Linked DNA regions of Homo sapiens: region 1 is linked to region 2. Evidence: chromatin contacts called from ENCODE Hi-C or POLR2A ChIA-PET data. All regions are on one chromosome and are shown on one strand. Each heading gives the region's core, a stretch centred on a gene start or an enhancer-like site at or near the end of the contact. The rest is flanking DNA. Distances are from core to core; before and after follow the strand shown.

Region 1 (5,644 bases), core at 658-3,157, 60 kb before region 2:
AACCTCTGACATTATTTTAACATTTTCTACCAAGTTTATTACTGATAAATAGAAGTCAAGAAATAACGCCACTGAGAATATCCTATATTGAAGAATCTTGTTTTATAAAGCATCTTCCCATACAATGATAATCGGTTACTGTAATATCTTTTCAAGCCATACCACTCAGAAATATTTTAAATATTATACAACTTTGTATATATATATATATTATATATATGCATATTTTCTTTAGTCAATGACATGATGCTTTACACAAGTCAAATATTATATTCATAATCTTAGAAAAGATCTCATAAAGAACTTGGTAACTAACTTTGAGTGTATGTGAGACTCTTTCAGGACACTCTTAAGAAATCAAACATTTGGTATTGTGTTCTTTGCTCGAGTACAACTTGATCATACGAGTCTAATCTGTGTTTCCATGTTTCTGCATTTGAATGAAACTAAACTGAAATGCTTGGAACCAGTGCCTTTCCTCTCTGAAGGCTCTGCACTATGGGCCATGTGACTGTTCTCAGATGTTGAAAGAAACCCACCTCCAGGAACTGGACCTCACTTGACCAAGCAAACCACGCGACACCAGCCTATGTGTCCACTCACCCTTGAAAGAATGGAGGGAAAAGCTTCTCCTGCTGGGCTGTGTCCTGCAGCCGGGAATCCTGGCGGGAGGCAGAGGCCTCTGATACGCTTCTGATGGGTGGGTGGGAGGTCCGTGTGTGCGTGCATGCGTGCATGTGTGTGTGAGAGAGACAGGAATGTGCCTTCTTTATCAGAAGCCATTTCCTATGTTCAAATGTGATTTCTCTATTTATCTACAATCTCAACTAGAAGCATAGAAAGAATTCTCACTCATGTTTAGGGGGAAAGAAGTCCAGCTGTGTCTATGAAAGCATTCATATTATCTCTCCCCCACCCCTTCAATATCTTGCCCAAAGCATTAGACATTCACTGTAGGTTTAGGCTAAAAACTTTATTCTATTTAGCTGAGCGTTTCCAATATGTTAATAGGAATATGAGAGAAGCGACACGCTTGAAAACATCACAGTTAATTCCTCCATTGCAAGATACAGTGATTGATTGATAGATGATGGATAGCTAGACATAGGCAGACAGATGGATACAGAAGCATAATAACATAAGTGGAAAATGGTCAGAAGTAGCAAAAGTTAAGGGGAAAATTGCCTTGAATTTCCCCACTGAGCTACCTTTGGCAGTGTCTAGGAGCCCCAGGAAGCGCTCAGCACACATGTATTAATCAAGTATGCCTTAAACATTCAAGCCTGGACACACAAAGCAATTTCAGCTTTTTTGTGAAATAAATATCAGGTATTAAAAACATACTTGGACACAGAACTGTTTTCAGTCCTCGGACAAAGGCCAAATAATCTGAGATGTGCACTGGGAAAAAAAGAAAGGCAGGCTTTCAGTTTCCTTTGGCATGAATCCAATTTGTGCAAAGTGCTGAGCCTCCACATCCTGGGAGAAGCCTCAGCCTAAAGCCCTCCTGGGGCCACGCTGGTTCCCTTCCCTGATGGCTGGACCCGGGTCGTCTCAGGGGCTTCCCAGCTGGGCTGCAGGGTCAGCTGTCAGCCATAAGTGGGCCCTTTGCTTCAATTGTCTCTGATGTCGCTAAGCTGCTGCAGAACCGGAGACAGATACAATGTCAGACTCCGTCTTAAACCCCAAGGACTGTGTCAGGGCCACTGTCATTTCATTCCTGTCTTTCAAATATCTTTACAAATGTAATTAATGGGGAATCAGCTGTCAAATCCATCTTTTAATAATCAAATCTTAGGTGGCAAGATTCGATTTTGCTTTGGGTTTCCTGATGGTTCAGAATGTGTTCCACGCAGCTCCCTCCCTTCTCAGCCAGTTCCCCGACCAGCTCGGGGGAACAACTATTTTTAGATCCAGGCAAGCCCCGGAGTGTCAGACGGTGAATTATTAGCTGTGACTTCAAAAACAGTCACGGAGATACTTTCGAAACCTCTGATTTCTCCATAGCATGTGGACTTGAATTTATATCCTGCCTTTACAGCCCAGATTCCTGTGGTGTAGAGAGAGGCAGGCCGTCAATGCAGCCCACATCTGATGTTCCTGGGCTTATTATTATTATTATTATTATTATTATTTTTTGAGATGGAGTCTTGCTCTGTCTCCCAGGCTGGAGGGTAGTGGTGTGATCTCGGCTCACTGCAACCTCCACCTCCCGGGTTCAAATGATTCTCCTGCCTCAGCCTCCCAAGTAGCTGGGATTACAGGCGCTCGCCCCCACACCCAACTAATTTTTGTACTTTTAGTAGGGACAGGATTTCACCATATTGGTCAGGCTGGTCTTGAACTCCTGACCTCAGCTGATCCACCCACCTTGGCCTCCCAAAGTGCTGAGATGACAGGCGTGAGCCACTGAGCCTGGCCTAGGTCTTATCAAAGCTCTGAAACTACTCCTGGGGTCACACTGGTGATGCACAGTGTCCTTAGATCACGTGCCTGCATTCAGAAGCAGCCCTTGTGCTCTGCACACCCCACTGGGGACCTTCACAGACGCTTCACCTGGCACACACAGCCAAGGACAGGGCAGCACTCAGAGCTACTCCACCAAGCCCGAAACCTACTTGCTCTACCTTTTGCTCTTTCCTTTATATTTTTTTTCATAATGTGGAGGTCAGACGGAGGCAGCATATTAACTCTTAGCACTGACCTGAATGTTCTACTTGAGCAGGTCTAGGAAAGCAAGGTCTGTAAAATGCCTGCTCGCGATTGTTGAGTACGATGTTTCACAAAACTGGAGAATATCAACACAGTGCCATTCCAAACTCCTTATTTTATAGAAAATAAATGGAGGCCTGGAGATGGTAAAGGACTTTCAGCAGGGTTATGACAAAACCATAAACCTGATGATGCCTGAAGTGTCCAGACTTCCAAATTCATGCGGTTTGGAGAATGTTCTGCCTGACAGCAGCAGGGAGTTGTAAGCAGGTTCAGCGTCATCCAGAAATGCTTGTGTCAGACCACCGCTTCCACAGAGGGTTCTGCAGAGATAAAAGTAGACAAGATGGCGAGGAAAAGGTTAAACACTCCCATTCTCTAGGATTGCCTGGCATAATTCTTTGTGCTCATGGATGTCATCGTCAAGATTCGCGACTGTGGGCAGGAATGTGCAGGTGGGGGAGTCAGCACCAATGAATCCTATTAATTCATGCCAGCCAGTCACTTCTGCTTTCAGGAAAAGATTCAGATTTCCCCAGTCTTAGGAACATTAAAAAAAAAAAAAAAAAAAAAGAAAAGAAAAGAAAAAAAAAGAAACAGCTTTTGGTTTTTTTTTTTTTTTTTTTTTTTTGGAGGAAACTGTCTTTCATACTAGATTTAAAAAGGAGGGTGTTTTAGAAGTGACAGATGCAAATATCCCCCACCAGTGTTTGTACAGCTTTGGGCAAGTGACAGGTCAACCTCCAGTTGTTGACAGGGAGAGGTTTTGTGAGCCAAACACCTTTATCATGAAGTATTATCTTGTAAAAATATTTACTAGGGTGTAAGTGCAGAACATTGTGCTTCCAGTGAGGCACACGAATTTTGCAACCGTGATGCAGTCCCACAAAACAATACCCAGGAAAAGGCCTTATTTTTCTCAGCCCTTGCTGTGCACGTTGTTTGTATGGAAGCGTTCCCTGATTGGCTCTGCCTCTTGTTTTGAAGTTCTGTTTTCACGGTTGACCATGCTTCCCGGTCACATAGAATACCTTTTTATTACTGCCCCTGATTTTTGTGTAAAAGAAATTTGAGTTTATGTCATAAAGTGAGTGTCACTCCTAAGAACCAAGCTTGATGAAAATTGTGCTCCTATCTGGCAAACATTCTCATTCCCGTGCATCTTTGGCACGGCCGTCTTCTTCTGTGGTGTTCAGAGTGAAACAGAGTCAACCATCAAACCGGAGGCGTTAGGACGCATTGGAGCTTTCCGGTAGTGATAAAGACACGTGTGGCATGGATGAGTTGCCTTCAGGGGAAGAACAGAGCCACCCTCTGTGTCTTCGGAAAGTTCCAGAATCTGTGTATTTGGGCTTCCCGCATGCACAGTGTGCTCAGGGACTGTGGCTGCAGGTGGTCAGATACCTAGGACCACGGGAGGAGGAAACGGAGCTTCAGGAGCAGTGCCCTCCCCCACTTTTCCTGTAATTCAGAGCCATAAATAGAGCTGGAAATGAAGCCAGGCTCCACATTGCCCAGCACATCATTCTGTGGGGATTACAGCCTCATTCACGCCGGGATTACTGCAGCAGCCTCTGAGCTGCGTCCTGGGCCAACACCGTCCACATTCCGTTCAGCTCGCACACTCGTGCCAGGCTGAGCCTTCCTGGGTGCCGCTTTCATCCCGCCGTCCCCCAGTTTGAGAAACAGAGAACATCGCGTGTGCCGACTTCATCCTGCCTCAGCCCCAGCAGCTTTATGGCGCTCCAGGGTCCCTGGCCGATGTCCTCCACGACCTGCATCCCTCTGTCAGGGACCCTGTTCTCCAGTACCCCTGCTCACCGCATCTAGGTGCACCCATGCCTGGCCACATGCTCCTGCAGACGCCCCCTGATCCTCCACCTCTGTAGACAGGGGCTGGATTCATATCAGTGGTTCCCAAGGAGACTCCACAGACCAGAAGGGAGAGAATCAGCTGTGAATTTTTACTGCAAATATTGCCATGGGTTGGCAAAGCCACCAAAAGTCCCTTCCCAAATTAAACAAAATGGGGATACGCACCACCACCCTCACCCAACACACACAAGTCTCCATTTATTTTAAGTCAAACTCAATGAAGCTGGAAAGGCTCCACATTAGTGGTGTTGCACAGCTGCTAATTCAGCCTCCCCTGGATTGTGGGGCGTGTAGGCTTGCGTGGTGTTCTGTCCAGAGGACACACGGGAATGTGCAAGGTGACCAGAAGCCTCCAGCAGGGCTGTCACCTGGCAGAAAAGTTTGAGGTCTTTGGCTTTGCTGTGTGACGATGAGCCGGAGAGTTTGGCAATGTGTGTAAGAACAGTGTGTTTAGGGTGGGTAGATATATGGGTTTAAGAAATCGATTACTCCAGATTTTATAGCCATAAGTGGACTTAGCGTCTTCATGTTTAAGGTGGAGAAATGAGCTCTAATGGTTAAATGACTTTCTTAAATGTCTTGGCAGCAGAACTGGAGGTGAAACCCGGGGATGTGGCCCCCACGCGGAGTTCCCACTGCACCGAAGTGCTTCTCTGCCTTGTATTGCACTGCAGTGTGAAATTTATACATTTAAAAATGTTTCAGTCTATACCAAAATTAGCCGAGTGCGGTGGCATGTACCTGTAATCCCAGCAAGTCGGGAGGCTGAGGCATGAGAATCTCTTGAACCCGGGAGGCAGAGGTTGCAGTGAGCCAAGATCGTGCCATCTGCACTCCAGCCTGGGCAACAGAGCGAGACTCCATCTCAAAAAAAAAAAAGTTTTTGTCTAGTTGTAAAATATACACTTACTATAAATATTAGACTGTAGGAACAAAGAACAAAGAGGAAGAAAGAAAACAATTCACCATCCAGCATTACACATAGTTACAGATCCTGTCAATTTCTCGTTCGCTCTCTCCTTTTCCTTATGTCTTTACATCAGAACCCTATCTTACA
Region 2 (5,993 bases), core at 2,496-4,995:
TTTATATAGACAGACAAATATGTTGCTGTGTAAGACACCTATCAGTGGGATAACCAGTTTTCTGATAACTAAAGCTTCAGTAGCCACAGGGTACCCTATTAAATGAGTTCTGGATGAAGACATCTGACCCACACCAAGGAGGGTGTCCACAACCAGCAATCACTCTGCCCGGTGCCACCCCATACTCAATAGGGTGTGCTGCCTCTATGGAAGGTAGAGTGCCAGCGAGGGCTTCGGGATCGCTCACAGGAAACGGGGAAGGGAGCACGTGCCAGGCATACACATGGTGTCCTCAGAGGGACCTGGCTTGCCAGGCAGGATGGCACAGAGGCAGGCAAGCAGAGACCAGCACTGTCCATTGCCTGTGACAAGGGGTGACCACACAGACCTCCTGAAGCACAACCCCAGCACGCAGCAGGTGCAACCACCTGCCGTGCAGCAAGAAAATGTGGGTGATTCCTGGAGAAAAGAGAAAATCCTCCCATGAGCCAGAGACTAATCTTGTGAGCAGCAGGTTTTTGAGATGTTAGCTCTTTGGATGGGTTTAGCTCTGTGAGTCCCTATCTGTTGGAAGGTCAGAATTCCTCCAGCCCTCTAAGAGGCACTGTGGAATGCTAAGCAGAATGTGACTAAAGGGAGGCGGTGTGAGTGAGGTCTAGCGCTTCATATTAACTGGCTTTCAGTAAGCCTGTTACATTGAAAATATTATTAAAGGGAAGGATTTCATTCCTAATGCTTCTAACTAAAATTGCCCGAAGACTTCTTTAAACACTATGACTTTAATAATAAAATAAGTATCTGAGAAATGTGATGAGTTTCTTACATATGGCTTAGAGGTCGCAAAGATAATCAGATTTCTAGTCACTCAAATTTGCCATTGCAATGGGTAAACTGCCTTTTGTGGATGATTTTAAGAATGAAAATCACAAGGATAAATTCAGTGGTTTGAGATAATAACGACCTCTTGAGAGATATTTATCTACGGAAGCCCTTCTTAGTCACAGTCTGTAGGCTCTATCACTCATGGATAAGCCAAGAGTATTCTAATCTGTCAGAGCCTCTTTGGAGCTAAAATTTCTGTTGTTCAGAAAGCTGCTTTTTAAGAGAGACACGAAGCCTTTTGATTCCTCATTTGAGAGAATTATTGTTCTCTCTGGCTTGTGTTGCAACTCCCTTGAAGACAAAGGTTGCTGTGACATTTCTTATCACCTTTGCCTCTTGTGAATATTTATCTTCAGTTTTAAGGAAACATTGAAGCCTCTCTGCAGAGTATTCTGACCTCGAAAAGCCTTCCCAGCCAGGCTTTAATCTTCTTGCAGCCGAGCGGGCTGAGTGACTAAGAGTTGGCCACATTTCATTTCCTTGCCCCTCATCTATTTGCTGTCTTCTCAAATGAAAATAAGCTTTACTAATTATTTAAAACATCACCCCAGACACAAAAACACAGGCTACTTGGGCCAAATACCTGACTTAAAAAAAATAAAAAGGAAAGTGAGCACTGACCAGAGGAAGCCTGCTTCAAGCTTCCATTAGGCTGGGTCTGCCTCGGGCCATGAAAGGTCAAAGCATTTATTTAAGTAATTTAGGATTGAGGCACGAAGAGCTTTTGAGCTGTCGTTCTGATTGTGCAGACAACTACTTCAGAAAATCACCTAACTCTTAATTTTTGATTGTAGACAAAATATGTGAGTTTGGAGGAAAAGTAATGTATTGCTGATGAACTCTGAAAATTCTGCATTTTCATCTTTGTCAACCAGAATGGTGAGATTATCAAGTTGACCTCAGTATTTTGTTGCCACTTCTTTCTACTCTGGGAAAACAACACACGATATCTGTCTCCCTGGAGGGCAAGGGCAGCCTCCCCCATGGTCCTAAGAGCATAAGCCCTGGTCTCTGTGGCTGTCAGCACCAAGTCCAGAGTGGAGGCATGTGTGGCCTGCAAGAGATGCATCATAACTCCAGCATGAGGAGTTTTGAGCTCCAACACAGACTTGCCACAATCTGCTCCACGGCGATTCATGCCTCTCTTGCAGTTCATGCCTCCTCGAGGTTCATCCTGTCCTCGTGGAGCTGTTCAGAGTTGAACTGAAGCAACACACCAAGCACCTGTAGCTTTGGACTGCAGGGAGCTGTCCACAGAGGCCATTTTCTTCTTCTCCTTCCAGGACACACACATGCTAGGATTTCTGTGGTGTGTTCATGTCAATCGTAAGATGAGCCATCTCACTAACAAGCATTCATCGAGTGCCTTCTATGACTGCCAGGCACAGCATGGTCCGCTAGAGTTACTACATTTGCTGGGTTCCAAGTTCGTGGTCTGGTAGTGGGAGAGATCATTAGGCAAAAAGACGATGGTGTCAACAGGCAAGAAAGTTGATGCCCAGCATTTTATTCATTAGCACCCTGCCTTCTCCTCTGCCTAAGAGCGATTTCCTTTCTCTAGAATTCATTTAAATCAGGCACACAAACCAAGCCTGACTTTCTTTGCAAATTACACGGCCTGCTCATCTTTGTCTTGCCTCATGGATTACACATGTGATATTTGCTACACCTTGGTGTACAGGGAGGTTTTTAAATACATGAAACAAGTGCATTTTCCATGTGTAAAGTGCCATTGCTCATAGCACGACAAAGTTGCATAAATGAGTGAATGAAGGCATTGCTGACCAACATTTTGGATCCTCTTTAAATGATGGTAAAAACAAGTTCAAAATTATTATTCTCACCCATTACTTTATCTAATAGAAACTAAATTTTTGGTGTCAATTTTCTGAACAAGAGTATTACTTTGTTTCACATCTTTATCAATATAGCCATTTATTTTCTAATCATTTTGAAATTATGCATTTTCTGTATATGAATTTTATCTTTAAGAGCTTAATATATTTCTAAAGCAAGGGAAATTCTATGATTTGCTTTACATGAATGAGGGAAGCTTTGTGTAGAGGAAGCAAAGTCTCACTGAGGTTCCCAGACTGGCTCCATGATCTGTAAAGCTCTTTAATCCAAGACTGGCTCCATGATCTGTAAAAAGCTCCTTCAGTCCTGGCTTCTTTACAGGTAGAATGGAAGAACAAAGCCCCACCTGCCCAAAGACCTCACATATTTCTCTGAGAATAAAAAAAAAAAAAAAAGATGAGAATGCTTGGAAAAGTAGAGAACTGCCCAGCTATCAATTATTACTATTTGCCAATAAAATTCATGTGGAGAGGACATTCATCAATTGCATGCCATAGATACAGATTTCGGTTTTCTATACATGAACGTGACCCTGCAATTGTGTATTATTACTTCTGCTATAGAACTGTGTTGCATGTATTCTAGAGGTAGAATTATTTCTGAGATAAATAACAGAACAAATATATTCCAAAGGCAATGGTAATAAGGACACAATATTTTTAGAACAACTGAGCAACTCTTCTCACTTTTAAAAATGAGCAAACTCTTTACTAGAGTTCTGTTTATCCAGTGACACACGTCAAGAGGAGCTACTTGCCTTGCCCTCAGGGACCTCAACAGAGATGGATTCTATTCCTGCTTCTGGCTAATAGGAAGATGTCAACAAAATTGAATTCCAATTGGCTTTCCTCATGTTAGCTACAAAAAAAATGCATTCAACACAGACCATAACACTTGGGCAACCATTCATTCAACAAATATTGACGGTCAAGTATATTCCAGCTTGAATTTGGGAACTAGGCATTCAAAAATAACATTCACACAGCCTTTGCCCTCCAGGAAGTCTCTGTCTAAAGTTGAAAAGATGATGAATAAGATGTAAATGAGTCATAAAGGTGCAGTGCATCAGATATTCCGAGCAAGTATGGAGAGAGCAGTGGGTGGGCACAGCAAAGACAGTGTGGTTTGTGCTCCCTGAATCTTGATAAAATCTGTCAAGGAAGGGAGACACCACGCCTGGAAAAGAAGGGAGAGGAGGATGTGCGGACTGGGGGAGCAGCGTGCGGGATGTTTGGAGAATGATCCACGTTCAGAAATGGGGCTGGGGCTGGAGAGGACCTGGCGGGAGCTTGCCTTGTGGACGGGGCAGCCTTGTGGATGATGGGCAAGGGTTGCTAGGCAGGCTGATGGAGCTGGAATGTGGGCCTACCATTCATTCTACCGTGTTGTGAAAATGGGGCCACGAACAGATGGATTCACCCCGTGAGAGCTCACGTTAGGAAACTAACTTCCTCTGGAGTCTGCCGAATAGGCCGAGCCCTAGGATCTGTTGTGATAGACCACACCACAAAAGAGGGGTAAAGAGAGGTCAGATAGGCAGGGGGTGAGCACACCTGGACTCCGGACTGGACTGATATGACGACCCAAAACCTGGCTCAACCCTCCACAAGACCATAAACAAGTTATTAGAATGCTCTATGCCTCCGTTTTCTCACCTGTAAGTGGGGATAACAATAGATATTGTCATAATTCAATTAGTAATTTATTAATTAACTATCAATTTCATAAATTAATTTGTAATTTGCTTAGCAGTATGTAAGTTAGTAAATTAAAAAAAAAAAAACCCACTAATCAGTGTCTGAAACACCAGGTGCTTTTTATATACTGAATTGTGTCACTTCCAAAATTTATATGTGAGAAGCCCTAAACCCCAATGTAACTGGAGTTAGGTAATTTAGGGAGGTAATTAAGGTTAATTGAGCCGTAAGGTGGGGCCATAATCTGATAGAACAAGTACTCTTATAAGAAGAGAAAGAGACATCGGAGATCTCTCTGTCTCTCTCTCTCTCCTTGCACACAGGCAAATGGCCTTTTGAATTCACAGGGAGAAGGTGGCTGTCTGCAACCCAAAGGAAGAGGCCCTACCAGATACTAACTCTGACAGCATCTTGAGCATGGACTTCTAGCTTCCAGACTGTGACACACTAAGTTTCTATTGTTTGAGCCACCCAGGTTGAGCCATTTTGTTTTGGCAACCCTAGCATTCTAGGACAGCACCATATAAGTTGTATCTACTATTATTACTAAGACAGTCAGAACAGAAATAGAGAAGACAGGCTGAGTTTGAAGAACAACTCCGCCATCCCAAAATTCAGGATTTTTATGTCGAAGATCGGTGTTGTTGGAAACTGGTCCTACAACTGTTTGATCATTTATCAGTTATGTGACCTCAGGAAAGTCAATGGAGCCCCAGTCTCAGTACATTCATTAATAAAGTGGGGCCAACACAGGAGGCGGCCTTCAATGATCCTTCAGCTCCTTCTCACATCAGACAGCATATCTTCTACATCTACTTACATACTGTTTACAAAACACATCTATTAAATCTTTATTTTTCTAAAAAGTTATTGGTATTTGTTGTATCTGTTACAAATCTTAGCCACTAGCCTACCATGTAGTAAGCCAGAACAATTGAATAAATGTTTTGCTGCCATAATTCTTATTTTTATGGAAATAATTCTGAATGTCTTATCACCCACTGAAATAATAAGATTCATCACATTTTCATAATTAAGATATTTTGAGGTTATTGCAGGGAGCTGATAGCCAATAAATTCACCCAATTCTTGAGACTTTTATCCAAACTCTATAGAAGTCTATTCATTCAAAATTTTATTTCTTAAAAATTCAACTCTCTGGTGGACATTATTTTATGTAGTTGCTATCACTTCTGTGGACTTCTCAACAAGCATCGCCTATGACTTTAGAATGCAACAGTTTGTGTAACAGGTATGTGAACTTTCTTGAGTGGCTTTAAGCCATGGGGAAATTGGGTTGGATGTAAATTACTCCCAGATATAACTAATAAATCAATGGCAGCATTTCAGAAAACTGTTCAAAATTCAATCTTTTCTCACTTGGCCTTTAACCTCTTCCTCCCCCATCTTCACCCCTGCGGAGTGAGTTTGAGTTTTCTTGGTAAGCCATCCTTGTAGATGATATTGTTAGCATGAAGCATCACAGTGGAATTCTCAGCTCAAATTATTGAGTCAGGCTGGTCAATTTCAAAATACTTTAGAGCTGTTTAGCCCTTA

Evidence for each region. A loop is a pair of places that touch in the nucleus more often than their neighbours do. ChIA-PET counts read pairs that join two places held with the same protein, here RNA polymerase II (POLR2A). Pooled maps may share reads with other maps.
Region 1: a map of Calu3 shows a loop between it and region 2 (2.1-fold over the local background). The contact joins two enhancer-like sites. A Hi-C loop is called at or near these places in 4 of 168 maps with a recorded cell type or tissue (CD4-positive, alpha-beta T cell, Calu3, IMR-90 and 1 more) and 9 of 50 pooled maps. POLR2A ChIA-PET finds 5 or more read pairs at or near these places in 2 of 52 experiments (AG04449 and Panc1).

The regions. Positions count from the first base shown.
Region 1 is chr10:3,746,079-3,751,722 of GRCh38, reverse strand. It overlaps LOC105376360 (a long non-coding RNA gene), which reads right to left. Exons shown (of 2, transcript NR_131187.1): 2 at 959-3,035. Among named protein-coding and RNA genes, the nearest start is that of KLF6, 36 kb to the left of the region's middle. Within about 2 kb of position 1,907, at least 25 of the 41 ENCODE cell types and tissues checked have a DNase peak (open chromatin) inside an H3K27ac peak, as active enhancers do; they include PC-9, where a contact is called at or near this core.
Region 2 is chr10:3,687,828-3,693,820 of GRCh38, reverse strand. All of the region lies in intron 1 of LOC105376360 (a long non-coding RNA gene), which reads right to left. Among named protein-coding and RNA genes, the nearest start is that of KLF6, 94 kb to the left of the region's middle. Within about 2 kb of position 3,745, at least 2 of the 41 ENCODE cell types and tissues checked have a DNase peak (open chromatin) inside an H3K27ac peak, as active enhancers do; they include PC-9, where a contact is called at or near this core.